2 separate regions of the Homo sapiens genome follow, and region 1 is linked to region 2. A link is an interaction called in ENCODE POLR2A ChIA-PET data of the cell type or tissue named here. Cell type or tissue: MCF 10A. All regions are shown on one strand. Each heading gives the region's core, and the rest is flanking DNA. Links, peaks and the distances in the headings are about the cores only. Region 1 overlaps NOS1AP (nitric oxide synthase 1 adaptor protein). Region 2 overlaps NOS1AP (nitric oxide synthase 1 adaptor protein).

The links. Peaks named below come from ENCODE experiments on the same cell type or tissue, not always from the same donor. Only the 100,000 strongest peaks of a DNase experiment are listed, where the experiment ranks them.
Region 1: POLR2A ChIA-PET joins it to region 2 with 7 read pairs; 2 of 35 experiments call an interaction of 5 or more read pairs at or near these places.

Annotation. Positions count from the first base shown.
Region 1 is chr1:162,089,108-162,105,684 of GRCh38, forward strand. All of the region lies in intron 1 of NOS1AP (nitric oxide synthase 1 adaptor protein), which reads left to right. Among named protein-coding and RNA genes, the nearest start is that of NOS1AP, 28 kb to the left of the region's middle. RefSeq lists enhancers at 2,286-2,881, 2,882-3,476. In MCF 10A, for the core only: no CTCF peak of the experiment used is centred there; no DNase peak of the experiment used is centred there.
Region 2 is chr1:162,199,153-162,215,729 of GRCh38, forward strand. The region is part of intron 2 of NOS1AP (nitric oxide synthase 1 adaptor protein); the gene reads left to right. Among named protein-coding and RNA genes, the nearest start is that of MIR4654, 50 kb to the left of the region's middle. In MCF 10A, for the core only: no CTCF peak of the experiment used is centred there; a DNase peak (open chromatin) is centred at 8,179.

The sequences.
Region 1 (16,577 bases), core at 6,951-9,450, 110 kb before region 2:
TTATTGAGTTGGCCATTGTCTGTAGGTCTTTTTTGGTGAACAGAGCTGGGAAACTACACATAAGGAAAGAGCAAGGATGAATGTGATAGATGTAAACATACTTGTGTGTTCATACTGATATTTCCAATATCTTAACTACTTCTGTATTTCATCTGATCTTTTGTCCACACTGAGAATTCTGGTTTTCAAATACATAGGGAATAACAGAATCCAATATTCCATAATTACTCACTTGCTTTATCCTACACTACACAATTAGGAATCTCAGAATAGTAGTACAAACACCAGCACCAATTATGATTACTGAAAACAGTCCAAAACCTTTTAAAAAATATGTCATCTGTATCCTTCACCATCTTTTAAAATGGTTATACTGTATTATTGTGATACTCTGAGTAATGGTCCCTCAAAAAGTATTCATGTCTTAATCTCTGGAATCTGTGAACGTTACTTTACATGACAAAGACTTTGTATATGTGATTAAGTTTAGGATCTTGAGATGGTGAGATTATCCTGGATTATCTGGGTGGGCTTTAAATATAGTCACAGTTGTCCTTACAAGAGGGAGGGAGGGGGAGATTACACACAGAAGAGGAAAAGACAGTGTAACCACAGAGGCAGATATTGGAGTGATGTGGCCACAGCCAAGGAAGGCTGGCAGCCTCCAGCAGCTGGAAGAGGCAAGGAATAGTTTCTCCTCTAGAGCCTCTGGAGGCCGTGCAGCCTGCCAACACCTTGATTTAGGCCCAGTGAAACTGACTTCGGACTTCTGTTCACCAGAGTTATAAAAAATAAATTTCTGTTGTCTTAAGCCTGTAGCTTTGTCATAGTTTGTTATAGCAGCCCTAGTTAACTAATACAATCATATAGTCATTACACATTATAATATTTCCTTTTTAACCCTCATTTAGTTTTTAGTTCTTCAATAATTACATATTTAATACTTACTACCAAAACTTACATTCTTGTTTCTAGTCACTTTGATTATCCAAAGTTCTTCTCTAGTATCCTTAGGAAAAGCTTATGGAAACAATATTCCCTGATTTTTTTTTTCTGAATGTTGATAACATTTTATCTATGCTCTTTGTATGCGAAAGGTCAAAACTGCTGAATATTAAATCTGTGGTTGACATTTTTTAAAAAATCTTAAGTGTTATTCCATCTACTTCTGGCATAAAGCTTGTTGTAAATCTGATCTAATTTTTCTTTTCCTTATAATTTGTATACAGTTAAAATTAGATGCTGCCTAAATTATCTTTTGTAAAAAAAAAAAAAGTCTGAGAATTTTACTAGAGTATATGTTGATATTATTCTGAGTCAGTATTCTCAGGTAAACAATATGTTCTTTCAATATCAGGTTTCAAATAGTTTTTTTCCAGGAAAGTTTTCACAGACTACTGTTTTTAGAATTATATTCCTTGCTTTGGTTTTGTTCTTCCGGAACCACTCTTATCCATATGTTGGTTCTTGTTTGCCTATCTTCGATGTTTGTCACTTTCAAATCCCTTTGATCTCTTTCCTATTATTTCTTTTTAATTAAAAAATTTCCCTAAGTTTCAGGCAGTTTTTAGGTTTATTTTTTCTTATATTTCTTCTAGTTTAGTTTTTATCTCTAAAATAGTTTTCTTTTTTTACTTTGCTTTCTTGAGTTTTGTCACTTTATTTCTGAATTTTTCTAATTCTAATTTATGTTGTTCTTTCATGCCTTGCATAATTTAAAGTATTTTTAGCTTATTTAAAAATATGTCTTTTTGGCATGCTTTCACTATCACATATTTCTAAGGATGTTATTTTGTTCCTTATTCTCTCTTTTTTTATAGAAATGTTTATGGATTTGACCTTGTTACTTTTCTGTTGTTAATTTTTATGTAAACTTAGTTTTCCTGAATTTTAAAAAGGAGGGTTGGTTTGGTAGTATTTCTAACTGCACAGAGAAATGGAGATTTAAAAATCTCTTGTTTTCATGGAGATTTAAAAAATGTGGTAGTTCTGTTTCCATCTCTCTCTTTTACCTGAGCCTTCTCTTTTCTTTGTCTCTGTTGCCTGTCCTGCTTCATTTTGATTCTGTTCCCAGCAGTTTCTCTTGGTGTGGAGTCCTGTCCTGGGCAATCAGTTTTGAGAGTTCCTAGTGGCTTGAGTGCTCCAGCCCTTCGAACCTCCTGTGGGTCCCCTGTTGTTCCAGGTTCAGCGGCAGTTCTCCAGTTTACCCTATTGGCTCTTTTGGGTTCAGGTTCATCATATGCCCCATTGCTTCCCTTTGATTGTTCCCACATAGACATCAATATCATACTGGCTATTGGTGATTTGTCTCCGATAACTTGTCACCAAATTTTGTTGAGTGTCATCCATGAGTTTTTAAATTTGCTATTTAGTTGCTCTGTTTATTTTTTGTAGAGACTGTGGAAGACTCAATAAATATATTGCCACCATTTTCCCAGAATTGGGATATTGCTTTTAATTTTCACTACAGTGTGGCAAGTTGCTGACTGAGATTTTAAGTTATTTTTCCCCCATGGAGCAGCAAAACATATAAAGATTTGAGAACATAGGATAAGGAATGAATAAATCCTGCTTATGTGTAATTACATTTGAGCAACATGTTGATGAACAGCTAAGGGAAGACAGAGATCACAAGTTTCCTCCTCCCACTCCTCAAAGAGAGAGGGCACTTTACACAGCCCAGGAGCATGTGGAGTGCTGTGCAGTCTTGCTGTGTTCTGGCTGTTTGCTCTAATTGATCTGTCAACCACTACGTGGGCATTAAGTAATTGGGATGTGACTTCACTGGGGCAAGGTGGGGTGGTCTGCAGAATATACAGGAAGAATCAAATATAGAATCACGGAGTGCTGGAGTTGGAAGGGACCTCAGAGATCACCTCTGAGATTAGGTCCTAAATCAGCTCTGTTATTTTGCAGATGAGGGGGACTGAAGTACAAAGAGATGAAAGTGACTAGTTCAAGGCTGTGGATCCAACAAAGGATGGGATTGGCATTGCAGCTTGTCCTGAACTCTCCCAGGCCACATTCCAGTCTCTCAAACCCCAGCTTCCCTGTTGAGTAATGAGTAAACAGACTATTGTAAAACGAAGAGGACTTTTATAGAGTAAATTGAAGGGTATTCATTCATTCTTTTGTTTTAGGAAGTTCAGTGTTTCAGCTAGTGGATTTTCTTAAGATACAGGCATGCAGAATTTGGTGTTTGTGTGGAATAATTGAGGGAGAGAACAGAGGAGGATTTCATCAGCACTATCACAGCTCTCCTGTGGCAGAATCAAGAGCACAACCAGAAGGCCTGGCTTCGTCAGTCCTGTTGAACTTTTCATGCCACCAAGTGGTAAATCTGGTGATTGTTGACATTTCCAAGAAAAGTGTTTCTCTGAAGGCTCCATGCTATTCACTGAATAAGAGTTTATGACTGACTTAATGAATTGACATTTTATTTATCTCAGTGCTTATTCTCTCTCAGTGGTCTTTTTGTTTCTTTGGGCAAGAAGATAGTAATTCAAATTTGCATACCCTTGCCTGGTACATGATTTATGCTCAATGTATATGCAGTGAATGAATCTGTTTGGAGAAATGGGACTAACATGTGAAAAGATGAACAAACTCACCTACTGTGTGTTGTTGAGTACTAAATTATATGCCACAGATCCTGAGAAGAAGATGCAGTGTGGGGAGGCTTCCTGATGAAATGGTAAGGAGGATTTACTCCTCCTGCATTCACCAGGCCAAGCCCTTATTCTTCTTTAGTACCATAAATGAGGGGATACGAGAAAAATGGCTCCTTTAAGCGGCAAGTGTTTGGCTGCTTCTTTTATTCTCATCTTGTACCTCCTTTACTCCTATCCTCTATTTTCTTTTGCAGTTTATCTAACACTTTAATTACTGTTTTGATCTTCAGATCCTTTGTTTGAGATAGTTTTTATTATTTCCATTTACAGGTAGGGAAGTTAAGTCTTAGTGGCTAAATGTTGTAACATCCCTTAGGTAGTGAAAGGCAGTTCCCAGTAGACCTAGGCCTCTAGAACCCCTGGAATATTGCATGCTGCCTCTCAGTGCTGGTTCTGATAAAAATATCTCCCCTATCTGAGCAGGGGATAAGTAGGAATGTGTTAAAATAAGAAGGGGATTATGAAAGAGAATTTTATTCATGCAATCAGTATTTACTGAGTACTATGGCAAGCCAGGCACTGTGCTAGATGTTAGGGACATAAACTTGAACAAGACAGTGTTGGCTGCAAGGGTCATGTGATGTAGATATGGTGTTGCACAAGCTTGGTATACCCTGTGGACTTTTTAGAATTATTTTGGTAACAGGTGTGAATAGAGTGCTTTTCATATTCAGGCAGTATTTTTGGTGGCGAGGACATTAGGTAGGTATGTGTTAGATATTTTGTCTCTCTCTCAGGCTACATACAGTTTAGTGGAAGAGATACTATGGCGCTTTATTTTATTTTATTTTTTTTTGCCGCTATCTCACTTTGTTGCCCAGGCTGGAGTGGTGTGGCATGATCATGGCTCACTGCAGCTTTGAACTCCTGGGCTCAAGTGATCTTCTTGCCTCAGCCTCCTGAATAGCTGGGACCACAGGCATGCACCACCACCCTGGCTAACTTTTTATTTTTAGTGGAATCGAGGTCTCACTATATTGCCCAGGCTGGTCTTGAACTCTTGGGTCCAGGTGATCCTCCCACTTTGGCCTCCCAAAGTGTTGGGATTACAGGCATGAGCCACTGTGCCTGGCCTGTGGACATTACTGAAAAAAATTAAGCAACAGTACAAAGCAGTTAGTCAATGTGAACAGGGCCCACAATACAATTTTCCGTCCTCTAGGACTTATGTTTCTAATGATTTTGACCAAGAAGATGGATTCTAATGTTCCTTCTGGCAGCCTAGTTGTTCTGTGACTTATTAAGACCTCAATAGGCGTAAGTGCTTGTCTGTAACTTTCCTAGCCTTTCTTGAAAGCCAGATTTATCAGTGTGCATATTGTGTGATAGACTCGCACCAATGGCAGATGTGTGGTTGGACTCTCAGCTGATGGGTAGGAGTGAGTAGTTACCCTCTTGGGAGGAGGAGGGGGCTTTTACACACTCTTGCCTCACTCTGAAAGTGAACTTTGTTGTGTGCTGGAGTGGTCTTCATGGCATCATAAACACAGGTTGGTTCTCTTCCCTATGCTCTTCATTCCATTTACTTTCATCTTTCATCAAGACAGCAGATGGACTGGTAGGGAGAGTGATATTTGCTTGTTTTTCAGACTCTGGTCTGATTGAAATGTTGGTGGTGTGTGCTGAGTCAGACTCAGTAAACTCCTGCTTGATTTATTCTTCCCCTGGAGCCCACAAAACCCGTAAAACAGAATTAGAGAACCAGCCCCTAATCATGCTTGTTAGGGCTAACCATAAACACAGTCATGTTGATGGATGGATGGTTTAATAAACATCTGCTGAGTGTCTGAGCTGAGTTCTGCAGGCATGCCCTGGGCCTGTCCTGAACCTGGCTGGGAAGTGGACACTTGGCAGATTCTGGGACATTTTAGGGACCATCACCTTTCTTTTGACTTTACACTTGTTGAAGCTCTGTCTTGAGTAAGTTTGGTGATTCAGACAAGATCTCTCAGCTAGTTTAGGATTGAGCAGAGAGGATGCAAGTGTTGACTTCTGTCCTGTTAATGGTCCTTCCAAACCATGGTCCAGTTGTTGAAGAGTGGGTGAGGGTGGAAACCAGGTATCGCTGTCCATTCCAGCTCTAATTCCAGCACCAGGCAGCCACATGTCATCTTCTACTCCTTACAGTGCTGCTGGGAACATGTTCCAGTTGCTAGAAAGAGGGATGGGGTGTAACGGGTGGAGCAGCTGGCTTTAAGTCCACTCACACTCCACTATGGGTTCTGCAGGGATTTTGTGTCATGAATGTGAGTCTGACCTAAATGTCTTTTTTCATAGCCCAGTGTGGGCAATTGGCAACAGTTATAGGAGCTGTGGCATCATATCTTCTACAAATTTCTTAGTGAGGATTGATCAGTGACTTACAGATGGAGTGCTATGGTCTGAATGTTTGTGTCCTCCCCGAATTTTTGTGTTGAGGCCCTAATGCCCAGTGTGATGCTATTTGGAGGTGGGGCCTTTGGGAGGCAACTAGGTCATGATAGCGTGGTCCTCATGAGTGGGATCAGTGCCCTTATAAGGTGAGACAGAGAGATGATCTCTCTTGCTGCCCTGTGAGGATATAGCAGGAAGGTCTGTCTGCAAACCAGGAAGAAACTAAATCACCTGGCACCTTGATCTCAGACTTCTCAGTCTTCAGAACTGGGAGGAATAAACTTCTATTGTCTAACCCACCAAGTCTATGGCATTATTTTTGTTATAGCAACCCCAACTAAGGCACTGGGTGTGTGTATACTCTGTGGCATTAGAATATGAAGTTGGGAGACAAGGAAAGAATGTAGTAATTGATAGAGCTAATTCAGAATGTTAAATTGTCTTTTCTACTACCTGTGTATTAAGTTCTGTAGGGACCATATTAGACTGCCAACACGCCTGTATGTGGGGTTCCCTCATCCGGTGAGTGGGGTTACTTGTGTCACAGAAGATGGAGTTTGGTGTCTGGAGACCTACGTTTTAGTACTAGCCTTGATACCAACTGGCTGTAAGATACTGAGCAAGTCACTTAATCTTTGTCAGCTTCAGTTTTTTAACTGATAGAATGAAGTAAAGCTGTTCTTTGCATGATTATTGTGGAGATTAAATAACGTGAATAAACTGTAAAGCACCCTTCAAAGACTACTTATCATGTGGAATTTACTGGATAGTCTTCAAATCCAATGTAGACAGTTTCTCTGAGCTTGCTTTTGCTCTCCTCCAGTCTCCTGTCTTCTAATTCATCCTGTTTAATCCTTGTTGGTGAGTATAAGTTAATATTCTTAATTTTGTTACTGTTAGGTTATTTTTATTCTTTTCAATTTTCTACCACTAGCATTTAAGGAGACTTGCAGTAAATGCTTTTCAAATTTCAATATTCAACAAATATTAATCAAGCATCTCCTAAGTATAGGCTCTGCAGTGAAGATAGGATGGTAAATGGAACATTAATGGTTCTTTCCTCTGCAGTGTCTTCTACAGGAGGGCATCTGCTTCTGTTCAGAGAGCTCCAATGATGGGGAAGTCTTCACTTTCCATGTCAGCGTATTTATTTAGAGGTAGCTCTAATTGTTAGGTGACTTTGCCCTCATATCAAACCAGTGTCTTCCAGTGTAACTTTACCAGTTGAACCACCATCAGGCCTCTTGACATGAATTTGATTTTTAAAACATTACAAAATATTTCAGGCATACAAAAATATACGTAATATAAAGATCATGTAGGTATCCGCCACCCAGATTAAAGAAAAAATATGTATAATTGAAGTCCCCTGGATACTCCTCCTTGATTTAATTCTCCTCCTTCTCTTTTTCCCAAGAAACAACCACTATCTTGAATTTATTTTATTTTCCCCATATATTTATACTTTTAAAAAACATATGCATATATCCAATAACATTATACAGTGTTGTTTGCCATGTTTTTACATTTTATTTAATGATATAATATGGTGCTTATTCTAAGTTTGCTTTTTTCCTACTTAACAATATGCTTTTGAAGTTTACCCTTATTAGTTCATTCATTTTCACTACTGAATCTTATTCCATTGTATAGATATACCACAACTTATTTATTCTTCTGTTGATTGCATTTAGGTTGTTTCTAGTTTTTCACAATTGTAGACTGCTGCAGCAAACATTCTTGTATAAATCTCCAAGTCTCCTTGAGCACAGTTACTAGTTTGTTAGATTATATATCTAATTGTGGAATTGTAGGACCATAAGCTGAGCACATCCTCCACTTTGTTTCTTCCACTTGTAAGATTGCTGGAGGGATATAAATTGACAAAATATACATTCATATTGCTGTGCTCTACACCCCTGGTAACCCTTGGTTTTGTTATCCTTAACAGTTTTTGCCAGTATGCTGGGTATTAAAAAAAAAAAGTACATTTCCCTTATTACTAGTGAGTTAAACCATCAGTTTCTATGTGTATTGGTCATTATGTTTTTCCCTCTTATGCGATTGCCTCTTCATATCTCTTGCCCATTTTTAAGCTGAGTTCTTTTGTCTTTTCCTTGTTAACTTATAGGCATTCTATCTAAATGCTGGTCTCAGTTATGTGTATAACAATTGTCTTTTCCACTATGTGGCTGCTGTTTTCACTGTCTTTATGGTATCTTCTGATGTATGGAACTTTAAGATTTAAATGTAAAATGTATATCTTTCCTTTTTATTTGTGTTTTCTTTGTCTGTTTCAACATTTTCTGTAATCTGTGATCATAATAGTGTTCTTCTATATCTTCTAAGGTTTTAAAGTTTGCCTTTCACATTTGCATCTGGAATTTATTTTTATGCATGGTTTGAAATAAGATTCTAATTTTGTTTTTTCTCTATGTAGATAACCAGTGGTTCTGAAGCACTTCATTCTGTCTGTTCACCACTTTTACCATGTTGTTGCTGTCATGTGTCAAGTGTATATGTGTGGAGGTCCATTTCAAGGTTTATTCAGTTCTATTGGTCTGTTGATCTCTCCTTCATTTAGAACCTCTATCTTAATTATTATAGCTCTATTTTAGTCTTGCGATCTAGCGGGATGATTCCTAACCTTATGGTCTTGGCTATTCTTGGGCCTCCCTTTGCTTTCTCATATAAATGTTAGAATCAGTTTAGTAAGTTCTTTAAAATAGGTATATTTATATTTATTCGTTTTTTTTCTTTATTTGTCTTTTTGGGTTGAGATTTTTAATCAGAATCATGTTGAATTTATAGAATAATTTTTGAGATTAATGACATCTTTATGATATTTAGTCTTTTAGTCCATGAATATGGCTTTATCTCTTCATTTATTTAGGTCTTCATTAATGAATTTTAATAAGCTTTTATTTATAATAGTTTCTTCTCTCTTTTGCTTTTTTTTTTTTTTTTTTTTTTGAGACAGGATATTGCTCTGTCACCCAGGCTGGAGTGCAGTAGCGGGGTCTCAGCTCACTGCAACCTCTGCCCCCTGGGCTCAAGCAGTCTTCCTGCCTCAGCCTTCTGAGTAGCTGGGACCACAGGCGTGCACCACCATGCCCGGCTATTGTTTGTATCTTTAGTAGAGAGGAGGTCTCACCATGTTGCCCATGCTTGTTTCGAACTCCTGGGCTCAAGTGATCTACCAGTCTCAGCCTCCCAAAGTGCTGGGATTACAGGTGTGAGCCACTGCATCTGGCTGATAGTTTCTTAATTAAATTTGTATCTACCTTTTGTTGGATTGATTTGTAGGTGCCTTACAGTTTTGTTTGGTACAATTAACGGTGTCGTTTTTTTTTTTTCTCTAACTTTTATTTTAAATTCAGGGGTACATGTGCCAGATGTCCAGGGTTTGTTACATAGGTAAATGTGTACCATGGTGGTTTGCTGTACAGATCATCCCATCACCTAGGTATTAAGCCTAGCATCCACGAGCTATTCTTCCTGATGCTCTTTCTCCCCCCAACTCCTGATAGACCCCTAGTGTGTGTTTTTCCCCACCTTGTGTCCATGTGTTCTCATCTTTCAGCTCTCACTTATAAGTGCGAATATGTGGTGTTTGGTTTTCTGCTCCTGTGTTAGTTTGCTGAGGATAATGGCTTCAAACTCCATTCATGTCCCTGCAAAGGACATGATCTCATTCCTTTTTATGGCTGCATAGTATCCCATGGTGTATCTGTACCACATTTTCTTTATCCAGTGTATCACTGATGGGCATTTAGGTTGATTCCATGTCTTTGCTACTGTGAATAGTGCTGCAGTGAACATATGTGTGTATGTATCCTTATAATAGAATGATTTATATCTCTTTGGGTTTATACCCAGTAATGGGATTGCTGGGTTGAATGGTATTTCTGCCTCTAGGTCTTTGAGGAACTGCCACACTGCCTTCCACAATGGCTGAACTAATTTATACTCTCACTAACAGTGTAAACGCATTCCTTTTTCCCCATAACCTTGCCAGCGTCTGTTACTTTTTGACTTTTTTTTTGTTTTTTTTTTTTGAGATGGAGTCTCGCTCTGCCAGGCTGCAGTGCAGTGGCACGACCTCGGCTCACTGCAAGCTCCGCCTCGCGGGTTCACGCCATTCTCCTGCCTCAGCCTCCTGAGTAGCTGGGACTACAGGCGCCTGTCACTACGCCAGTCTAATTTTTTCTTGTATTTTTAGTAGAGATGGGGTTTCACCGTGTTAGCCAGGATGGTCTCAATTTCCTGACCTTGTGATCCACCCTCAGCCTCCCAATGTGCTGGGATTATAGGTGTGAGCCACTGTGCCTGGCCTACTTTTGGACTTTTTAATAATGGCCATTCTGACTGGTGTGAGATGGTATCTCATTGTGGTTTTGATTTGTATTTTTCCAATGATCAGTGATGTTGAGCTTTTTTATTTTCATATGATTATTGGCTGCATGTATGTTTTCTTTTTTTTAAATTTTATTATCATACTTTAAGTTTTAGGGTACATGTGCACAACGTGCAGGTTTGTTACATATCTATACATGTGCCATGTTGGTGTGCTGCACCCATTAACTCATCATTTAGCATTAGGTATATCTCCTAATGCTATCCCTCCCCACTCCCCCGACCCCACAACAGTCTCCGATGTGTGATGTTCCCCTTCCTGTGTCCATGTGTTCTCATTCTTCGATTCCCACCTATGAGTGAGAACATGCGGTGTTTGGTTTTTTGTCCTTGCGATAGTTTGCTGAGAATGATGGTTTCCAGCTTCATCCATGTCCCTACAAAGGACATGAACTCATCATTTTTTATGGCTGCATAGTATTCCATGGTGTATATGTGCCACATTTTCTTAATCCAGTCTATCATTGTTGGACATTTGGGTTGGTTCCAAGTCTTTGCTATTGTGAATAGTGCCGCAATAAGCATACGTGTGCATGTGTCTTTATAGCAGCATGATTTATAATCCTTTGGGTATATACCCAGTAATGGGATGGCTGGGTCAAATGGTATTTCTAGTTCCAGATCCCTGAGGAATCACCACACTGACTTCCACAATGGTTGAACTAGTTTACAGTCCCACCAACAGTGTAAAAGTGTTCCTATTTCTCCACATCCTCTCCAGCACCTGTTGTTTCCTGACTTTTTAATGATTGCCATTCTAACTGGTGTGAGATGGTATCTCATTGTGGTTTCGATTTGCATTTCTCTGATGGCCAGTGATGATGAGCATTTTTTCATGCGTTTTTTGGCTGCATAAATGTCTTCTTTTGAGAAGTGTCTGTTCATATCCCTCACCCACTTTTTGATGGGGTTGTTTGTTTTTTTCTTGTAAATTTGTTTGAGTTCATTGTAGATTCTGGATATTAGCCCTTTGTCAGATGAGTAGGTTGCAAAAATTTTCTCCCATTCTGTAGGCTGCCTGTTCACTCTGATGGTATTTTCTTTTGCTGTGCAGAAGCTCTTTAGTTTAATTAGATCCCATTTGTCAATTTCGGCTTTTGTTGCCATTGCTTTTGGTGTTTTAGACATGAAGTCCTTGCCCATGCCTATGGCTGCATGTATGTTTTCTTTTGAGAAGTGTATGTTCATGTCCTTTGGTCACTTTTTAATTAGGTCATTTGTTTTTTTCTTGTAAATTTGTTTAAGTTCCTCATAGACTCTGGATATTAGATCTTTGTCAGATGAATAGATTGCAAAAATTTTCTCCCATTCTCTAGGTTCTCTCTTTACTCTGATGATAGTTTCTTTCACTTTGCGGAAGCTCTTTAGTTTAATTAGATCCCATTTGTCAAGTTTTGCTTCTGTTGCAATTGCTTTTGGCCTTTTCATCATGAAACCTTTTCCTGTGCCTATGTCCTGAATGGTGTTGCCTAGATTTTCTTCTAGGGTTTTTGTAGTTTTGAGTTTTAGATTTAAGTCTTTAATCCATCTTCAGTTAATTTTTTTATATGGTGTAAGGAAGGGGTCCAGTTTCAGTTTTCTACATATGGCTGGCCAGTTCAACCAGCACCATTTATTAAATAGGGAATCTTTTCCCCATTGTTTGTTTTTGTCAGGTTTGTTGAAGATCAGATGGTTGTAAGTGTGTGGTCTTCTTTCTGAGTTCTCTATTCTGTTCCATTGGTCTATATGTCTGTTCTTGTACCAGTACCATGCTGTTTTGATTACTGGAGCCTTGTAGTATAGTTTGAAGTTAGCATGATGCCTCCAGTCTTGTTATTGTTGTTTAGGATTGTCTTGGCTATTTGGGTTCTTTTTCAGTTACATGTGAATTTTAAAATAGCTTTTTCTAATTCAGTGAAGAATGTCAATGGTAGTTTAATGGGAATAGCATTGAATCTATAAATTACTTTGGGCAGTATGTACTTTGGGCATTTTTATGATATTGATTCTACCTATCCATGAGGATGGAATGTTTTTCCATTTGTTTGTGTCCTCTCTGATTTCTTTGAGCAGTTGTTTGCGGTTCCCCTTGAAGAGGTCCTTCCCTTCCCTTGTTAGCTATATTCCTAGGTATTTTATTCTTTTTGTAGCAATTGTGAATGGGAGTTCATTCATGATTTGGCTCTCTGCTTGCCTGTTGTTGGTGAATAGGAATGCTAGCAATTTTTGCACATGGATTTTGTATCCTGAGACTTTGCTGAAGTTGCTTATCAACTTAAGAAGCTTTTGGGCTGAGATGATGGGGTTTTCTAGATATAGGATCATGTCATCTGCAAACAAAGATAATTTGACTTCCTCTCTTCCTATTCGAATCCCCTTTATTTCTTTCTCTTGCCTGACTTCCCTGGCCAGAACTTCCAATACTACGTTGAATAGGAGTGGTGATAGAAGAGGGCATTCTTGTCTTGTGCTGGTTTTCAAGGGGGAATGCTTCTAGCTTTTGCCATTCAATATGATATTGGCTGTGGGTTTGTCATGCATGGCTCTTATTATTTTGAGGTATGTTCCAGCTATACCCTGTTTATTGAGAGTTTTTAACGTGAAGGTATGTTGAATTTTATCCAAGGTCATTTCTTCTGCATCTATTGAGATAATCATGTAGATTTTATCTTTAGTTCTGGTTATGTGATGAATTACATTTATTGATTTGTGTATGTTGAACCAATCTTGCATCCCAGGGAGGAAGCCAGCTTGATCGTGGTGGATAAGCTTTTTGATGCGCTGCTGGATTTGGTTTGCCAGTATTTTATTTAGGATTTTTCACTGATGTTCATCAAGGATATTGGCCTGAAGTTTTCTTTTTTTGTTGTATCTCTGCCAGGTTTTGGTATCAGGATCATGCTGGCCTCATAGAATGAGTTAGGGAGGAGTCCCTCCTTTTCAATTGTTTGGAATAGTTTCAGTAGTTTCAGTAAAATTTCTTTGTACTTCTGGTAGAATTCAGGTGTGAATCCATGTGGTCCTGAGCTTTTTTTGGTTGGTAGGCTATTTCTCAATTTCAGAACTCCTTTTTAGTCTATTCAGGGATTCAGTTTCTTCCTGGTTCAGTCTTGGGAGGATATATGTGTCCAGGAATTTATCAATTTCCTCTAGTTTTTCTAGTTTATTTGCATAGAAGTGTTTATAGTATTCTCTGATGGTTGTTTGTATTTCTGTAGGGTCAGGGGTGATTTTCTCCTTAATATTTCTGATTGTGTTTATTTGATTCTTCTCTCTTTTCTTCTTTATTAGTCTGGCTAGTGGTCTATTTTATTAATTTTTTCAAAAAACCAGCTACTGGATATGTTGATTTGTTTGAAGGTTTTTTTTGTCTCTATCTTCTTTGGTTCTGCTCTGACCTTGGTTATCTCTTGTCTTCTGCTAGCTTTTGGGGGTTTGTTTGCTCTTGGTTCTCTAGTTCTTTTAGTAGAGATGTTAGGTTGTTAACTTGAGATCTTTTTAGCTTTTTGATGTGGGCATTCAGTGCTATAAATTTCCCTCTTAACACTGTTTTAGCTGCGTCCCAGAGATTCTGGTACGTTGTCTCTTTGTTCTCATTGGTTTCAAAGAACTTGTTGATTTCTGCCTAATTTCATTATTTGCTCAAGAGTCATTCAGGAACAGGTTGTTCAATTTCCATGTAGTTGTGTAATTTTGTGTGAATTTCTTAACGTTGCGTTCTAATTTGATTGCGCTATGGTATGAGAGACTGTTATTATTTCAGTTTTTTTTTTGCGTTTGCTGAGGAGTATTTTACTTCTGATTATGTGATCAATTTTACAGTAAGTGCTGTGTGGGAATGAGAAGAATGCATATTCTGTTGTTTTTAGGTGCAGAGTTCTGTAGATATCTATCACGTCCACTTGATTCAGAGCTGAGTTCAGGTTCTGAATATCTTTGTTAATTTTCTGTCTCAATGGTCTGTCTAATATTGACAGTGGGGTATTGAAGTCTCCCACGACTACTCTGTGGGAGTCTAAGTCTCTTTGTAGGTCTCTGAGAACTTGCTTTATGAATCTGGGTAGTCCTGTATTGGGTGCATATATATTTAGGATAGTTATCCCTTGTTGAATTGAACCCTTTACCATGATGTAATTCCCTTCTTTGTCTTTTTTGATCTTTGTTGCTTTAAAGTCTGTTTTGTCAGAAACTAGGATTGTGACCCTTATTTTTTTCTGTTTTCCATTTGCTTGGTAAATTTTCCTCCATCCCTTTATTTTGAGCCTGTTTATGTCTTTGCACACAGCATACCAATGGTTGGCTCTTCATGCAGCTTGCCATTCTGTGTCTTTTAATTGGGGCATTTAGCCCATTTACATTTAAGGTTAGTATTGTGATACGTGAATTTGATTCTGTCATCATGACGCTAACTGGTTATTTTGCAGACTTGTTTATGTGATTGCTTCATAGTATCACTGGTCTGTGTACTTCAGTGAGTTTTTGTAGTGGCTAGTAATGATTTTTTGTTTCTATATTTAGTGCTTCCTTCAGGAGCTCTTGCAAGGTAGGTCTGTTGGTGACAAATTCCCTCAGCATTTGCTTATCTGAAAAGGATCTTATTTCTCCTTTGCGTATGAAGCTTAGTTTGGCTGGATATGAAATTCTGGGTTGGAAATTCTTTGCTTTAAGAATGTTGAATATTGGCCCCCAGTCTCTTCTGGCTTGTAGGGATTCTGCTGAGAGTTCTGCTGTTAGTCTGATGGGCTTCCCTTTGTAGGTGACCTGGCCTTTCTCTCTGGCTGCCCTTAACATTTTTTCCTTTATTTCAACCTTGGAGGATCTGACTAGTATGTGTCTTGGGGTTGATCTTCTCATGGAGTATCTTACTAAGGTTCTCTGCATTTTCTGAATTTGAATGTTGGCATGTCTTTCTAGGTTGGGGTAGTTCTCCTGCATGATATCCTGAAGTATGTTTTCCAGCTTGGTTCCTTTTTTTCCCATCTCTTAAAGGTACCCTACTCAGTCATAGGTTTGGTGTCTTTACATAATCCTATATTTCTCGGAGGTTTTGTTAATTCCTTTTCATTCTTCTTTTCTCTGCTCTTGTCTGCCTATCTTATTTCAGAAAGGTAGTCTCTGAGATTCTTTCTTTCACTTGGTCTATTCTGCTACTGATACTTGTCATTGCATTGTGAAGTTCCTGTGTTGTGTTTTTCAGCTCCATCAGATTGGTTATGTTCCTCTCTAACCTGCCTATTGTGGCTATCAGCTCCTGTATTGTTTTATCATGATTCCTAGCTTCTATGCATTGAGTAACAATATGTTCCTTTAGCTAGGCCAAGTTTGTTATTACCCACTTTCTGAAGCCTTCTTCTGTCAGCTCAGGCATCTCATCCTCAGTCCAGTTCTGTGCCTTTGCTGGAGAGGTGTTGTGGTCATGTGAAGGAGAAGGGGCATTCTGGTTTTTGAGTTTCTGTGTTTTTGCATTGATTGTTTCTCATCTTTATGGGCCTATCTACCTTAGATTTTTGAGGTTGCTGACCTTTGAATAGGGTTTTTGAGGGGTCTTTTTTGTTGGTGGTGTTGTTTTCTGTTTGTTTTTCTTTTAACAGTCAGGCCATTCTCCTGTAGCACTGCTGCAGTTTGCTGGGGGTCCACTCCAGACCCTAGTTGCCTTGGTTTTTCTGTACCCAGAGGTATCACCAGTGAAGGCTGTGAAACAGCAAAGATGGCAGGCTGCTCCTTCCTCTGGAAGCTCTGTCCTAGGAGGGCATTGACCTGTTGCTGTTCTGCACACACCTGTAGGAGGTGGCTGGAGACCCCTGTTGGGAGATCTCACCCAGTCAGGAGGAATGGGATCAGGGACCCACCCAAAGAAGCAGTCTGGCTGCCCTTTGGTAGAGCAGGTATGCTGCATTAGGGGGGTACCATTCCTCATTCAGATCATTTGTATACTACAAAGCCAGCAGGCTGGAACAGCTAAGTCTACCAAACTGCAGAGATGGTGGCCGCCTCTCCCCCTGGGAGCTTTGTAGTAGGGAGAGATCAGAGCTCTCTCTGTAGAACCCTTGCTGGAGTGGCTGAAGCCCCCACAAGGAGGTCTTGCCCAGTGAGGAGGAATGGATCAGGGTCCTGCTTAAAGAAGAAGTCTGGCCA
Region 2 (16,577 bases), core at 6,887-9,386:
AAACCTCCTTGAGTCGGCTTTAAGAGTTTCTTTCTAGAATCATGTGGGACTTGAGGCAAGAGGAGACTGGATGGAGGTTTTTACTCTTTGATGGAATCTCGCATAGATGTTCCTTAAAGAGTGGGGAAAAGAGGACAGCACCATTTATGGAATATCTGCTCCGCTGCTGCATGCCGGTTACGTCCTCACTGTTGTTTTATTTATTCCTTTAAACCCTTGTAAGGCTCCATAGATGAAGTGAGGATAAATAGCAGGAAACTGACATAGCTGGCTGAAGCCCATGTCCCTGTCCTCTCCACTGTGTTTCTAAAACTTTCTGAGGGATGTAGAGGTATGTGTTATCATGGGCTTTTAGTGGTTTCTGTGGTTTGCACAAGAAAAGTCTAGAGCCTGGACCTCCTGAAAATTTCCCTGATAATTCTGGACAACAGAGCATGGATTGCGTGTGTGTGTGTGTGTGTGTGTGTGTGTGTGTGTGTGTGTGTGTGTCTGTGTGTAAATTCTTGCAAATCCTCCTGCCCTGACAAGAAGGGCTGATAAACCACCACCCTTAACAGCCAGTCCCCAGGTAGTCCTGTTCTGGGATACAATTTAGTGAATTTGTTTTAACATTTAGTACTTTGTGGCTAAAACACATAATTCTGGGTTTGAGGACCACGCAGTGGACTGGCTTAATTGTTTGATTTGCCGACTTAAAATTAGAAACTGGGAATTCCGTATGGAAATGAAAATTAAGCAGGATGCAAATTAGTGCTTTGGTCCTAGAGTCTAGAGGACAGCTGATGCACCTTTGCTTTGTAGGAGGAGGCAGTAGGTAGTGGTAGAAGCCATGTGCATGGAGATGGAAGCTGTTTGGCACTGGTGGCATGTTACCACGCGAGATCTCAGGAAACCCATTTCACTTCCTTGGCTTGGGTTCTTCCATTTGTGCACTGGTAGAAAAAAAATTACTGGCTATTGGCCATCCCTTTCCTGGGACTGCTTTATCTAGAAGTTGTGGTGTTTCTGGGGAGAGGAACTACTACTGGTCATCTGAAAGGGTACAAGCCTGGGTGAGAGCACATACGTGTGCACAGGTATTTGCACATGGATATTTGGTGGTTTTCACTCCTGTGGTTTTTCTATGATTCATCCCATCAGTCCCAGAACTTGGCTTTTGAGACCTTTCCCTGACCTGGAAGATGACGTAGAAGTAATCTTAAAGCATCTCTCTTCACTTCCCAAAAGTGCATTTTCTGAGACATGGAGAAGTGCTGTCTGTGACTCCTTGGGCTGCAGGCTACCAGCCTTCCCTGGGTCCATGAAAATAGTTTGAACAAAAATCTGGCCCAATTGCCTGTATATTTTGTGAGACCCTGGGGCCTGGCATTAGGGAGCGGAGAGGATTATCTCCAGAGAGCGTTGAGACTCAGGACTTCTGTTGCAGTCTCCCTGGCATCCTTCTCTGAGGGTTTGGAAAGGGCTGGACTAGGTTCAGAGTGATATCACCCCTGAGGAATTCTTTGGAGAATATGGGAGGATGACTTTTGGAGAATCAGGAGTTCTCCAAAGAGAGGGGAAAAGATATGTTGCTGTGGTGAATTTCATCTTTACCTTGGGAACCTGTTTCTGTTCATTCTTATCTCAAGTTGGAGGAAACAGGAACTGAGGCTGCATTAACAGAGATGAGGTATCTAGAACAAGGACGTGCTACTCCTTGGACACAAGTTACTAGACCACACCTGGAACACTGTGATGAATTTAGAGCAGGACATTTTTTAAAACTTTTATTCTAAGTTGAGTCCATGTGCAGGTTTGTTACGTAGGTAAACATGTGTCATAGGGGTTTGTTGTACAGAGTATTTCATCACCGACATATTAAGCCTAGTACCCATTAATTATTTTTCCTGATCCTCTTCCTCCTCCCACTCTCTGCCCTCTGATAAACCCCAGTTTGTTTTGTTCCTTTCTATGCATCCATGTGTTCTCATCATTTAGCTCTCACTTATAAGTGAGAACATGTGATATTTGATTTTCTGTTCCTGTGTTTGTTTGCTAAGGATAATGGTCTCCAGCTCCATCCATGTTCCTGCAAAGGACATGATTTCATTCTTTTTTATGGCTGCATAGTATTCCATGGTGTATATGTGCCACAGTTTCTTTATCCTGTAGTCTATCATATCCTTTAGTCTAGACTAATGATATCCTTTAGTCTATCACTGATGGGCATTTAGGTTGATTCCATGTCTTTGCTATTATGAATAGTGCTGTGATAAATAGATGCATGCATGTATCTTTATGATAGAACAATTTATATTTTTTTGAGTATATATCCACTAATGAGATTGCTGGGTTGAATGATATTTCTGTCTTTAGGTCTTTGAGGGATTGCCACACCGTCTTCCATAATAATTAAACTAATTTACAGTCCCATCAACAGTGTATAGTGTTCCTTTTTCTCTGCAACCTTGCCAGCATCTGTTATTTTTTGACTTTTTAGTAATAGCCATTCTGACTGGTGTTAGATGGTATCTCATTGTGGTTTTGATTTGCATTTCTCCGGTCAGTGATATTGAGCTTTTCTTTTTCCATATGTTTGTCCTGCATGTATGTGTTCTTTTGAAAAGTGTCTGTTCATGTCCTTTGCCCACTTTTTAATTGGGCTGTTTGTTTTTTCTCTTGTAAATTTGTTTAAGTTCCTTATAGATGCTGGATATTAGACCTGTGTCAGATGCAGTTTGCAAAAATTTCCTCTCATTCTATAGGTTGTCTGTTTACTTTGTTGATAGTTTCCTTTAGAACAGCACATCTTAAAAGGGATAACACATTGCAGTGTGTTCAGAGGAGAGTTGGAAAGCCTACCCTATTCTATGGGGGTGGTGGAGAAACGGATTTTAATCTGGAGAGGGCAAAACTCAGGTTTTGACAGGGTTTTAAATATCTGAAAGGTTGTCCTGGGGATCTGTATGTGGTCCCAGAAAACCTAACATTGGGAGTCGAAACTCTAGGTGGAAGCTTTATGGAGAGAAATTATGTTTTATATGAAGAAGAAGAATGAATTTCATTTTGGATGGGGTAGCTTTACTGAGTTTTTTTCCTTGACCCTGAAAGCGATATATTCTTATTGCAGAGCATTTGAAGAATAGAGAATAATTTTTTTAAAAAATCAGTGAAACACCTGTAATATCCCTTTTCAGAAGCAGCCACTACTAGCATTTGGCACATTATATTTTAGTATTTTTGTATATTTTATTTTATTTTTACAAAGTTGAAATCATGGTACATAAACAATTTTGAATCTTACATTTGATGTAAAATAAAAGGTGAAACATTTAACCTTACATTTAATAATTTGTAGTAAACATACATTTTAATGGTTTCATAATATTCTATGCTAAAAATATAGTGTGATTTTGTCTAATCATTTCCTCTAATGTGGGCCATTAAGTTTATGTCATAGTTTGTGTTTTTATGGTAAATATTATGAATAAATTTTTGCGTGTGTTTCAGATTATTTCCTTGGGTTAGGTTCCTAGAAATGATTTTGTCAGGTTAAAGTATATGAACAATTTAAACTGTTGAGATATATATGTATATATAGTTTTACAGAAATGTTATACCTGTTTACATTTTGTATCAACTAAGATGCTTTTTCTTCAAATGATGAGGAAACTTAACTTCAACTGGCTTGAATGAAAAGGAACTATATTGGCTTAGATATCTGGAAATAAAATATATGGCTGGAGCTTAGCTTCAGGTATGCTTGGATACAGGGGCTCAACTGATGCCTGTAGGTCTGTTTCCTTTCTCCCCATCAGTAAGAGTGTTGGCTACTAAGAGCCACTGTTTTTGGCAGCCTTTTTTGGTGATTGTGTGTGTCGGCGGGAGGGGTGTGCTGTATTTGTGCCTTGAGTTAGGGTAGTGTCTTCATGACTGGGACAGACAGCCTGAATCATCTAGAGAGGCTATCAGAGGAACCTGCTCATTTCTTTGGTCTCATTAGATCTGGTTTTGCTGACATAAAAAAGGCTGTTTTTTTCCCTATGAAATCTCTTATTAGATGAAGGAGGTAGATTATAAATAAAGCTTTAAGAGGTTGTTCATTGATCCAACTCTCCATTGCTATGCTTGTCCGTCTGTCTGTTCATTCCTCTATTCAGGTGATGTAGTGCAGTGAGCCTTGGATAGGAGTTAAAGGATGTGATGTGGATTTTCATCCAGATTCCACTACTGGTCTGTGCTCTAATTGCATTGGCCAAAGCAGAGCTGGGATTAGGAAGCAGGGAACAGCTTTTCCCCCAGCACACATCTACAAAGTATCTACTTTTTAGCAATTTTCAAAAGGCGAGATGTCAACATTATGATGAAAAGTCATTAGAAGAAGGAGTGTGGGAATCACACAGGAAAGATAATCAAAGGGTGTAGCACCTTTAAAAAAATTGATTTGCAGACTCCATCCCAAGATTACCCACCATGACTTTAGAACTTGACTTTGCCTCTGCTGTCTGAGTATTTCCCTATTACTTAAAGGGGCTAATCCCAGTTCTGCCACTCTTAGGGAATCACAAGAAGTGATAATGCATGTGATGTAGATGATGTTTTAAATGTTGGGCACCTAGGGCATAAAAGCAAGCTCCACCTTGCTTCTGAAAGGGGTTATCACATCCCATCCCATCCAGCAGGGCCCCAGAGGATTTGGTCTTTTTCCTCTTTGGTCAAGAAGGCCAGATGGAAGTTTGATAGGATATTAAAGAAGCACCAAGGGTCAGCCCATAAAGATCTGAAGTTCAAGAAATGCATGCCATCAATACAGATTTTTCTTAGTACCCATTGCCACCACAGGCCCCCTTCAGCCTAGGCTTAGATTTAGCAGGCTCGCCTTACTGTCCTCACACCCATCCTCCACAGTATGGCCAGAGTGCTCTTTCAAAAAATTCAAGTCTTGTTAGTGCGTGCCCATTTGTGCTGCTTCAACCCTGCAATAGTTCATCCATGCTCTGGGGACAATACAAACTCCTTTACATAGCCCAAAAGGGCACAAGCAAATGACCTGGCCTGGTTGACTTCACTTTGTGTTTCCCCTTCTTTCTCTGCTGCCCTACATTACAGCTGGGCTTCTTTCAGCAACACCGTGCTCTCACTTGCCTTTGGGCCTTCTCATTTCTCCACGATGCTCTCCCATCCCAAAGCTTTAGGTCATCTTACAGGTTTCCGCTTACATGTCACTTCTTCCTATTTTTGTCAGTCTTTTGGTTGGGGGACCAAATAGATAGTCACTGATGGTGGAGTGAATTAAAATGGCTCACATTTTTGTTGCCTCTGTGTGGGCAGGTGATGACTGGGGATTGAACCTCACCTTGCTGCCTAAGTGCAGCGAATGGCCAGCCAGTGTCAGAGTGGTGTGGTCACTCCGAACACAGTTCACAGTTAGAGCTGGGAAGAGGGTGTTCTGTGTCCTCTTGTTCCTTTGGCATCATCCCATGTATGTCTGCCTTGTATATTTCCTGTGTTAGTGCCTCTTGTCATATAGTGTGGAGTCCTAGCTTTTGATCAGTGCAGCTGCTGCCAGCTGTTTGCGTAGTTTTCAAAATGGAACGGAACAGAGAAATGTGTATGTCTAGCTTAGACATTCTGAATTCCTAGAAATCATTATGAATCTGAATCACTGGGTTGGTGTTGCTGCAATTATCTGAAGACTGTACGTGCACATGTGTGGCTGTGGGTGCTTGTGTGGGATGTGAATGGATGGTGATTTGTTTATAGGGGTAGGACTAGGGGACTTTGAGAGGAAGCTACTAAAATGTATCCTAGATTTTTGCTGAATTGGATAAGAAGATATCCAGGTTCTCTGCACACCAGATATTCATGAGGCTGAGCAACACAAGCCATCTGAACTGTTTTGTAATACTTCATTTAGCACAAAGATATTGCCAGAAATCACACTGCTAATCAGTTGGTCCTGGAGAGAAAGCAAAACTGATGCCTAGCTTCTTGATAAATGAGTATGTGAAAAGAAGCCCTGTGAACCCCAGATGGGAAGTTGGTTCCTGATATTCATACATTTATTGAGCAAACATTTATTGATTACTGTGCGTCAGGCATGTGTGAGCCTGAATACATATCACTCCTTTCTTCTCTCAGGTTCAGGATCAGTTTAAGCTTTACTTTAAAAGTGTTTAAGATGAAATCTTGCATTTGTTTTAGATGGTCTGGATGTTTAGCTAATGGGGAGTGGAGCTCCCCTGTGCCTCTTGATTGCAAGACAAAGCATTAAACATGAGCTTGGCTCTCTTTCCCCAGTTGCCATACCACTTTTTTTCCTTGGTAGAGGGTGACAATTAAGTGAATGGGGATCAAAGAAAGCACAACTTAAGATGCTTCTTGAAAATGGGATTCAAAGTTAGAGTTTTCCTTCTTTCTAAATACCACTCTAATATTCTCGTCTTCATGCCTTTCCATCTTTCATCCAGAATAATGTAATGGTTTTTCCGGGGAGTATTCCGGTGTCATCACTATTGGATCTTTTTACTAAGGAAGTCTTTGGAGGTATGTTAAAAGGGTGATTCTCAGTTTGGGAATTGTAGCTGTCTTGCTGTAGATCAGGCCTGTTATAATTCCCAGCTTGGTGTGTGAGCCATCAAGCAAAATTCTGAACCCTGTAGACCTTGTTCCATGAGTAGGATGGGGCTTTTGGGGTTTTTAGTGGCTCTTCGATAGCCTAAACATTTGCTATCTGGCCTTACACAGAAAAAGTTTGGCAGCCTCTGAAGTTGGCTGAGCCTTGTTATACTGCTACTCTTTGATGGTGTAAGGAGTCACAGAGGTCTATGTCTGTTTGACCCACCTCTCAGCAAAGCAGTCATTTATACTGTTCAAATGAAGACCATTTTGTGAGGGACCTGGGCATCATCTTTTCACATTTGGAAAGGCAAAACAGTAGCATAAAACCTTTTAGAGAATGTTATCCGGTAACTGGAAAACTCAAAAGAACAGGGAAAAGAGGAAAATGTGTGTGGAGCAGGGAGTAATGTTCAGCAAGTGGCTGAAATAGCATAAAGGGATTTTTACTCCAGGGAGCTCTGGAAAGGAAAATGGACTGGGGCATTTCAAATCTATTTCTCTCTTAAAAAAAAAAAAGTAGCAAAGTTTTTTATTCTCTTGTTTCTGAGTTTGTAGATTTGACTCTATGGGTTAGTCGGATCTGTGAGAGGATGGGAAGACCCTATAATCTAGTTCAGGAGTTGGCAAGCTACATCTGCAAGTCAAATCTGTGTCTTCCCTTCCTGTGTTTATAAATAAAGTTTTATTTGACACACAGCCACACACATTTGTCTCTGGCTGCCTTGGCAGAGTTGAGTAGCTGTGATAGAGACAGTCTGTCCTGAAAAGCCTAAATATTTGCTATCCAGCCTTGTGCTGAAATAGTTTGTCAACCTCTGAAGTTAGGTAAGCCTTGTTATCATAAGATAAGGGGATTGTGAGTTTTTGTATCACAGGAATTTTTTTGTTAATATACAAGTAGGCATTCTTGATGATCATTTGCAAATTAAGTAGGAAAGGAGAGTGAAAATCACCTATTGCAAAGGGGCCATGCAGTGTGGCTGGCACATGATATTGTTACCAGACAAGCCAGAAGACCTTGTAGTGTGACCATGGGCAATTCATTTTACCTCATTGAGCCTCGATCTCTTTGAGTGTAAAATGGAGATAAGGTGACTTGTTTCTCAAAACGTGGTTGCTTGGATCCAATGAAATAAAGCCACGAGGGCATCCTATAAATGGTAAGAGGGCTGTATAAATAGAAGGAATTAACCAGCACCCATTTGTGCTGTTGCAGCTGCTGCAGATACGTGCCTTGTAAAATTACCCTATTATTTAGAGACCGAGAAATATTTGGATAGTGGTAATGTGCTGCTCTGAGAAAAGCAGTCGCCAGTGGGATTTTTATCACATAATTAGAGGGTTTGTTAAATGTGCTAGTGAAAAGAAGCTGTTTGCTGCTGCCTTGTTTTAACATGGACCAGGGATCCTGAGCCTTCTCCCTGAGGAGATTCTATACCAGCATCCTTGCTCCAGTCTCTTTTGTGGTGCTGGCTTCTGGCCAGCAGAAATTCTGGGAAGTTCTAGACGTAGTGCCAGAGGCACAGTGGCCTTAGAAACCCTTGTAAAATCACCGTCTACCCACGCGACACCTCCGCTTTAGACAGCTAGGTGCTGATAGCCACTGTGTGTGTAAGAGCCCTGAGGGGTGGGGCAAGCTGGAACCCAAGGAACAGCAGGCATCAGAAAGAGCCCAGGTTAGTGTGGGAACAGCAGAGCTGTTCGAGCTGGTTCTTTGCTGACTTATTGGTTTATTTATTCATTCAGCCAGTCAGTTTCCTCATTTTAGAAGTGGTAATACCAGGTACTTTACAGGGTTGTGGTCAAGGATTGAATGAGATAATGCAAGTAAAGTTGTTAAGCAAACAATCTGGCAGGGAGCAAATGTTCATTAAATAGTAGTTCCTGGTTGGTGTAGTGTATTCTTGGTTATCATATAGCTTTGGGATTTTGAATTGGTAAATATTCATGATGTGTGAAAAATCATGATACATACTGTACGGTCTCAGTCCCATAAAATTGGATGTTGTGCCTATACACACACAGGATCTAGAAGAACATGTCAAACTATAAACTGCTTGTGATTGTGAATGACTGTGTTCTTTGCTTCTTGTGTTTCTCAGTTTCTTATAATGCACATATTAACTTTTTTAAAAATAAAGTTTATTTTAAAAGCCTGAAAAAAATAGTAATTCCTGATTTAATTTTATTGTCTTTTTCTAATTATTTCATATTCATGAAATACATACCCTGCGCTAGGCACTGGGGAGTATCTGTAGATGGGAGATGAAGGTATGTAGACTGTGGTCAGGCTTGGCTTCTGCCAGCTGGCTATGATGCGGGAGGACCAGCAGTGAGCATGCTTCTTGGGTTTCTCACGGTGAGTCTGGGGATGCTATTGGAGCCCCTCAGCTCAGCCCTTTCACCTGGCAGGGGCCTCCCAGCCTGCCTATTCCAATCTTACCTGCCCTCCAAGACCAAGCTCAGGACCCATCTGTTTTCTAATTAATGCTGGCCTACAGTTGCCACACTTTTCTCAGAATCTTGAAGCACTTACACACCCAATTTAACTCTGGATCACATCCCACCTTGTCTTTTTATAATTGTTTCATGTAGCCTTGAGAGAAGAGACATGTCTTATTCATCTTTAATTCTTAAGTGCCTACAAAGTTCCTGACACATACATATCCTCAATAAATATTGAATTGGATGAATTCTAGTTCATTTTAGCCACCATGTATCTACTAGTGGATCACCTACTTTAGGGTTTCTTAACTTTATTACCACCACCATTTTGGACCAGATAATTGTTTGTTGTAAGGGGCTGTCCTGTGTACTGTGGGATGTTTAGCAGTGTCCCTGGCCTCTATCCATTATATGGATATATGAAATGCCAGTTGTGACATTCAGAAATGACCCCAGACATTGCCAAATGTTCCCTGAAAGGCAAGATCATCCCAGGCTGAGAACCATTGATTAATTGTGTTTTAGACACTGCCTGTACCCTGCCTTCTGAGTTAGGCTATAAATACTTTAGGGGAAATTTTGTTTTCTCAACAATGCCTTTATACCGACCGTAAAGTAGATGTCTAATAAATGTTTACTCCATCTGCTCAGCTCATTTTCCTGGTTGCACCACCTTCATGTGAGGCTGGGGAGAACAGAAAATTTGAGGCCATATTCATCATCTTCTATTAGCTCGTATTAAATAAATGCTTAGAATTTTCTAGTTTTCATTTTGCTTTCCTTGCTGACTCACAGGCCTGCAGTCCCTTACTTTCAGAATGCCAACACTGCAGGGGAATGAGCAAATTCTGCAACCCTTTTTCAGATTACTCTCAAACAATTGATTAAAAGAATAAGCTTATGGGTAAGATTTTTCCTCTTCTGGAATCCCATTTATGGCCTTTAAACCCCATGGGGCCTCTGTATTTGCAATTTTTGCACAAGATGTTTCCCAATTTGCTGGGGAATGACTTCCAGAAATATTTCTGGTGCCCCTTCAGGGATGGGCACCAGTGTAGGGCCCAAGTGTCTCAGGGACTGTCTCACATGTAAGGTTGTACCAGGCAACCAAAAGCCAAACGTCCAAGCCTTTAAGTTGGAAATAGTCTGGACTGAAGTGTGTGTATAAATGCATGTAGATAGAAGGGCGATAGGATAGCACAGTTCTGCTTGGGGAAAATTAGGAGAAGTGGTATTTTAGGAGAACCCAGTACAAACCTCTGGATGTGAGGAGAGCTCAAATATAACCTTGGGTGTTCTGCTAAGTGTCTATGAGGACTTGAACAAGTCAGTTTCCTCTCTTTGTGCCTGGGTTTCATCTGTGAAGGAAGAAGAATAAATGATCTTTATGATACCTTCTACCACTGAACATTCTGTGACTTGAAAACATTATTCTAAAGAACACTTTTTAAATACTCATGGAAGAGAAATTGATTAGAGAGTTGGGCCAGAGCCCTCCCAACACTTTGGGAAGATCCCTCTCTTGCTAGCCATCTTCAAGTTTTGGAAAGCTCTCATGAAGCTGAGAGCTGGGGGCGGGGGGCAAGGGCAGGGGGACTCTTCTGTACTCAAAGCAGAACCAGGCAATTGAAAAGTGGATTCTGGCTCAGTATAACAAGAATTTTCTGGTCATCAGTGTTGTTGGAAGATGAAGAAAGCTTAGGAGGGAAGGAATTCTTCATCACTGGGGCCATTTTAGCCAAGGCTGATGCAGAGTGGGCAGAGATAGAGATATCAGACGAGTGACCAGACTAGATGTCTCTAAGTTCTTTCCAACCTGGGAGTTTTAAAAATGTATATATTTTTGTTAATTTTTCCTTATTATTTTGATCCTTGTGAAAGGAGAAGGAAGAGAGATGGGCATACTGCTGTCTGAAAGACTGATTATATGGGAGGGATGGGTGGTAAGGCTCTGAGGGGGAGAGAGTATCACTTTAACTACATTTCTTCAGCAACAACTTTGCAGTGTGGAGTAGGCTGAGGTGCAAGGGCTTAGAGACGCATTGAGTGGGTTCCTTGGATCTCCTTGCTGTGGGGCCCAGCTCGACCTTCAAGAGCACGGTGACTTCTCCCATGCCCAGCCCACAGCTCTGCTTGCCTCTCTCACTGTGGGCCTCCCTGACTCACTCGACAGCAAGCAAAAGCCACACTGTTTTCCCTGCCACCTTCTGTCTATCTCCCCATGGCTCTGAATCAGCTGTCATGGGAGTTGGCTGTGACTGAGAACCAGAATTAATCCACTTTCTCTGGAAATTATTTCTCTCAGGCCCATGACTGTCATATCACCGAGCTCTCTGAGGCCAGCATCTTTCTGTGAAGTCCTTGCTTTCCATGACAGCATTTTATAGGCTCCGTGTGGAGTTGCTGTTCCACTCTGTAATTGACTGGGCATATTGGTGCCACTTGTAATTACCTCCAGATACTCGCCTGCTTCAAGGCCATGGTGGTGACTCCTCCTTCTCCTGGGCTGCCTTCATCACCAGGCTTCTTTGCCTGTGGAATGGGAGATCCATTTGCTCTGGTTGGCAGGGCATGAGTGACATGTTCAAATAGCTCCATGGCACTGGCCTTCCTCTATCCACTGACTGCCTTTATTTCTTCATCTCTGCTATTGCACACAACGAGTATGGCCCAGCGACTGAACTGGCTGTCACTGTCAGGCCCCTGAGCTCACGGAGTCCGCAGCTGCTGTGATGCTGGAGGGGCTGCAGTGCTGCCCACAAGCCTGGGGGCTCTGGAGTCCTACCATGTGAAGAAAGTTGGTCTCTTGCTACTCTGGTCTCACCCCACTTCCCACCATTGTGTTCTTGCTGTTTCTACCCAGGCAGATCTTCACATGGGGACAATGAATGTGAGACAGGCTCATCTTGGGAATGAGGGTGAATGGTACTTGAGACTGGAGAGAGCCAGCAGGCTTCTTGGGTCTCTTATTGTCTTAGCTCAGCTGCCATAACAAAATATCACAGGCTAGGTGGATTGAACAAGAGAAATTTATTTTTCACAGTTCTGGAGGCTGGAAAGTCCAAGACCAAGGTGCCAGCAGGTCCAGTGTCTGGTAAGGGCTGTCTCTTTGGGTTGCAGATGATTCTTGCTACGTCCTCACATAGCCATTCCTTAGTGCATGTATGAGAAGGACATCTCTCTCTCCCTCCCCTCCTCTTATTGGAAGGATGCCAATCCTATGGGATTAGGACTCTACCTTTGTAACCTCATTTAACTTTAATTACCTCCTAAAAGCCCCTTCTCCAAATGCAGTCACATTGGGGTTTAGGGCTTCAGTGCAGAATGTTGGTGGGGGAGGGACAATACAATCTATAGCACTTATTTATTGATGTTTCTTTTTTCAACTTCAGAAGCAATAACTCACCTCCTAGGGCATTAAAAACCCAGTGAGGCAGTGGGTTGTTTGGCTACCTTCCTGTCCGAACTCTTTCTTTCCTTGTTTCCCTGTGTTTTTTTCTTGACTGTTTGAGACCCTGGGGGAGCCACTTTCCTTCCTCTCTCTGCAGTCTGATTGTTTACACTTTGCTGACCGTATCCTGGTTAAGGAAACTGACAAGGGTCCAGGGTCTCTAGGTGTCCTGCCATCGGAGGGACTGGCTGAATTAGCAGCAGCTGGCCCTGAATCATCCTTGGGAGTGTTGTATATTTAAGTCCAGTACTTGTAGCTTCCCCCCACAAAAGAAGATCATTTTACAGAAAACAGAACCAAGACCCCAAAAGTTCAGATTGTTGGTATGAAGTCATAAGACTACTTAGTGACAGAATCAGGAGTGTAAACCTAGCTCATAATCTCTAGTCGATGCTATAGCTGGGGAAGGACCAGGCAGATTGCAGGAGGAGATGCCTTGCCTGTGTTGCTGAGTTTTCCTCCCTCGGGTTGCCCTCTTGGAGGCTCCTCTTGTTTTTATACTTGACAGGACAGGGACAGGAAAAAGGTGAGACAGCTCATCGTGTGGCCCCCTCTGCAAGGCTGGGAAGGTGTTGTTTGACATATAGAGAACCAGGGGCTGCATGATCAGTGGTCTGAGCAGTGGTCTGGTCTTCTGTAGTCCCACCTCATCTACTTAATGACCAGTTAACTCTTAATTCAGGTGACAGTAAACATTTAGCACCTGTGCTGGGTGCTGGGCTATAGTGGTGAGCAAAATGGGCTGGTCCTGCCCTCATGAAACACAGTCTAGGTTTTATGCACCAAACTATTTACTCTCCCCATCACAAATCCACATTGACACTCAAGGATGGGGAACCTCTAAGTGACTGGGGTTTGGGATGGGAAATATGTAAACTCTGCCCCCCGCCACCCCGCTGCCCACCCCAGTCTGGTAATAGGTGTGTATGTTGGTGGTGGTAGTGGAAGAGTGGTAAGGGATATAGGATAAGAACAGGGGTAATTGTAAAAGCTTCGGGATTTTAGTGAAGCCACACACTTTCCTGCCCCATGATCAGTCTAGGGGGTCTAGCTGTGGATGCAGGCCTAGAAAGTATCAGTGAGTGGGTGGAGGATAGCCATGAGATGGCTGTGGAGAGTCTCCTACCTCTCCTTCTTCCTGCTGGGATGTTGCTTCTGCCCTCGACACACCCTGTGAACTTTGGCTGCTGCCGTGTAGCTTCTGAACTCTCTGTGGAGTGAGTGCCCCCGGCACACGGCGGACCATGTCAACAAGTTCAGCTGTATGAGCCTAGAGACTGTTCCTCGAAAGCCTGTCACACAGCTGCCTTGAGCCCAAGTGACAAGCTGTGGATCTTGCCCAGGGTAACCATTTCTGACTCTCCTGAATAATATGGGGTGGATCTGGGGCATTGTGTCTAGGAAAAGCAGGTGGAGGGTGTCTCTAGGGGATCAGGTCAGGGCTGGCCGCCCACCTCCCCACCCTCAAGGAATCTAGATACAGTTAGGGAGTCCCAGGTAACTTGAACACCCTGGTACATTTCCTTAGGAAGGAAATGAACGTATGAGCATGACCCCTTTTGCTTTATTCCAATACATATTTAAATACCCCAGCAACTCTCATCCACAACATTAGCTGTGATAACCAACTGTATTTCCTGTCTGAGACCCTTTCCTTCTCCAGTAATTAGCCTTTGTCTAGCCTTTAATCCAGTGGTGGTTATATGGGGAGCTGCCTGGTCAGGAATTTTTGCATTGAGGGAGGAGACTCTCCCACTGATCCTGTGCAGGCATTTTTGCTGACAGATTGTTATGGCTGGAGTTGCCAAATACAAGAAGCAGAGACCTTTCACCTTCACCTGAGCTGTGTGCTTTAGAGAAAGAAGGATGTGCCCACCTCCTATTTTCTGTCCTCACTGTTGAATTCGGTTGACATTCAGTTGCCCAATCTGCAGTCATATCCAACTAACTGGATTGTTTTTAAGTTCTCCTCTGGATGAATTATGAGCTTTCTTGACTTTGGTCAGGCTGCCTGGAGTCATTCCCAGCCTGGGCAGGTGCTGTGCCAACTTCCCTGGCATGTGCCTGTGCCTGCGGATTTTACTATTTGACCCCTAGCTCTCCCTTGGAAATACCAAGCCTGGAACTCTGGAGAAGGCGCCGCCGCTCGTGTAGTTCTGAAAGGCTCTCTTTGTCCTGAGGAATGCCTGTTGCAATGAAGCTTGGTAAATAGCCAGCTCATTTCTCCTATAAATTAAAATGAAGGAACCTCATCCGCTAGAAGTAACTTTACTTGTCTCGTCTCATCTTCTTTATTCAAGCCTATTTAATGAATATTTATTTAAGACCTAAAATCCAGCACTGTGCCAGGCACTATAATGGGGGACATAGAAGTAGAAGTTTGTGGTCCCTGCCTTCAAGGGCTTAAGGCTTCTCAGTGGGGACAGGCCATGTGCACATGAAACTATCAAAGAATATATAAAATTGAATTCAATTAAATGCCAAGTGGAGGAGTTTTCTTCTTTGGTGTGCCTGTGGGACCAGAGTTCCTTTTCCTATGTCTTTCAGAGATATCCATTTATTTCAGCCCCTTTAACATTTGTTCCTTTGTTAATCTGTTTGCTTGTTCATTCGTTCGTTCGTTCATTCATTCATTCATTCATTCATTCAGTAAAAGCCAATATATTGTTTACTCTTTGCCCAGCACTATGCTGCGTGCCCGCCTCCAGACAGAGAGGTGATATCAGCATGGCCCTCAGCAGGCTCACAGTCTGGTTGGAGGGAGAAGGAAAGGGGGAAGTGAGTATGCACGGTGGTAAAGGCTGTACACCCAGGAGGAATAGAGTGCCATGGGGACTGGAGGGAAGGGCTGCTTAGCTTCTGAGTTTTGATTTTCCCTTCATAATTTTTTTTTCTGTTCAAAAATAATTCTCAGTGTTTTTCTTAACCTTTCCATCATTCAAATGGCTGATTAACCCTCCTTTACTGTCAAGCTGCATATCTTTTTAATTTTGTGAAGTAGCCTTTTCTTCATTAGATACTGTGTATTCATTTGTCTTTTATCTTATATTGTATATTTGTTATTGTTTATTGTGTTCTTGAATCACTTCACAGAACTACTATTTGGCCTAATTTTCGGTCTGGAAATAGCTACTATTTTCTTCCATGAAGAGTGGCTGACAGCATATGGGAGTTCTGTCTGTACGCTAACATTTGTTTGTTAGTCATATTTCTCTCTTTTTTGCCTCTAATAGTTGCTCAGAGTTACTAATTTACCATCGTTATTAATGAATTCTTAAACATTTTTTGAAAATGTCACCTTTCTCCCTGCCAGGCTACATCAGTGAGTGGAGCAACAAAAACAGAACACCTTCAATAACAGAAAACAATATTCCTCTGGCTTCACCCCAACCCACCGTGATAGGGCTTTTATGCTGCATTCTCCGCGAAGCTTCTCCAAGATTTCTTGAGCATGCTTGGGAGGGATCTCACGGGTCCTCAAGGCCACAGTGCTCTCAGGACCATGAGATGCCTAGGATTCCCTGTCTCCTGTGTGTGGTGATGCCTGCCCTGAGCACCCCTAGCCTCGGGGCCCGTAAGTCCCAGGAAGTGCCTTGCCAAGGCCCCGGGGCCGAGTCTTTCTGAGGCTTGCCAGAGCTGAGCCACAGCACTCGACTGCGGTCATGCCACTCCCTGCTTTTAGAAACTGGCTTGCTGGGTGGGCCACACTGGTGATGCACTGGACCTTGCAGGTGGCAGCACTGTGTTGTGTCCCCTACTGAAGTGGTGAAACCTTAACTTGCATTGCGGGGCTAGGCTCATGAGCCCTGGGTCATTGCTGTCTGCTGCTCTCTGTCCTGCTATTTGGCCTGTTCCTAAGATGCAAACATGGATGCTGGGCCAGGAGACAGTCTGAGTGGCAGGCACTGTATTATGCTTATAACTGACCTGCTGCCTGGCCTGAGCTCTGTCACTGGCTCAAGCTTGAGGACCCAGCTCTGTCCTCAAAACAGATGCTCTCCCAGCAGGCCCTTTAGTGTGTCATCCAGATGGTCTCCAGCAGAATGGCCCCTTGGGTCCTCCACTCATGCCCAGGCAGACC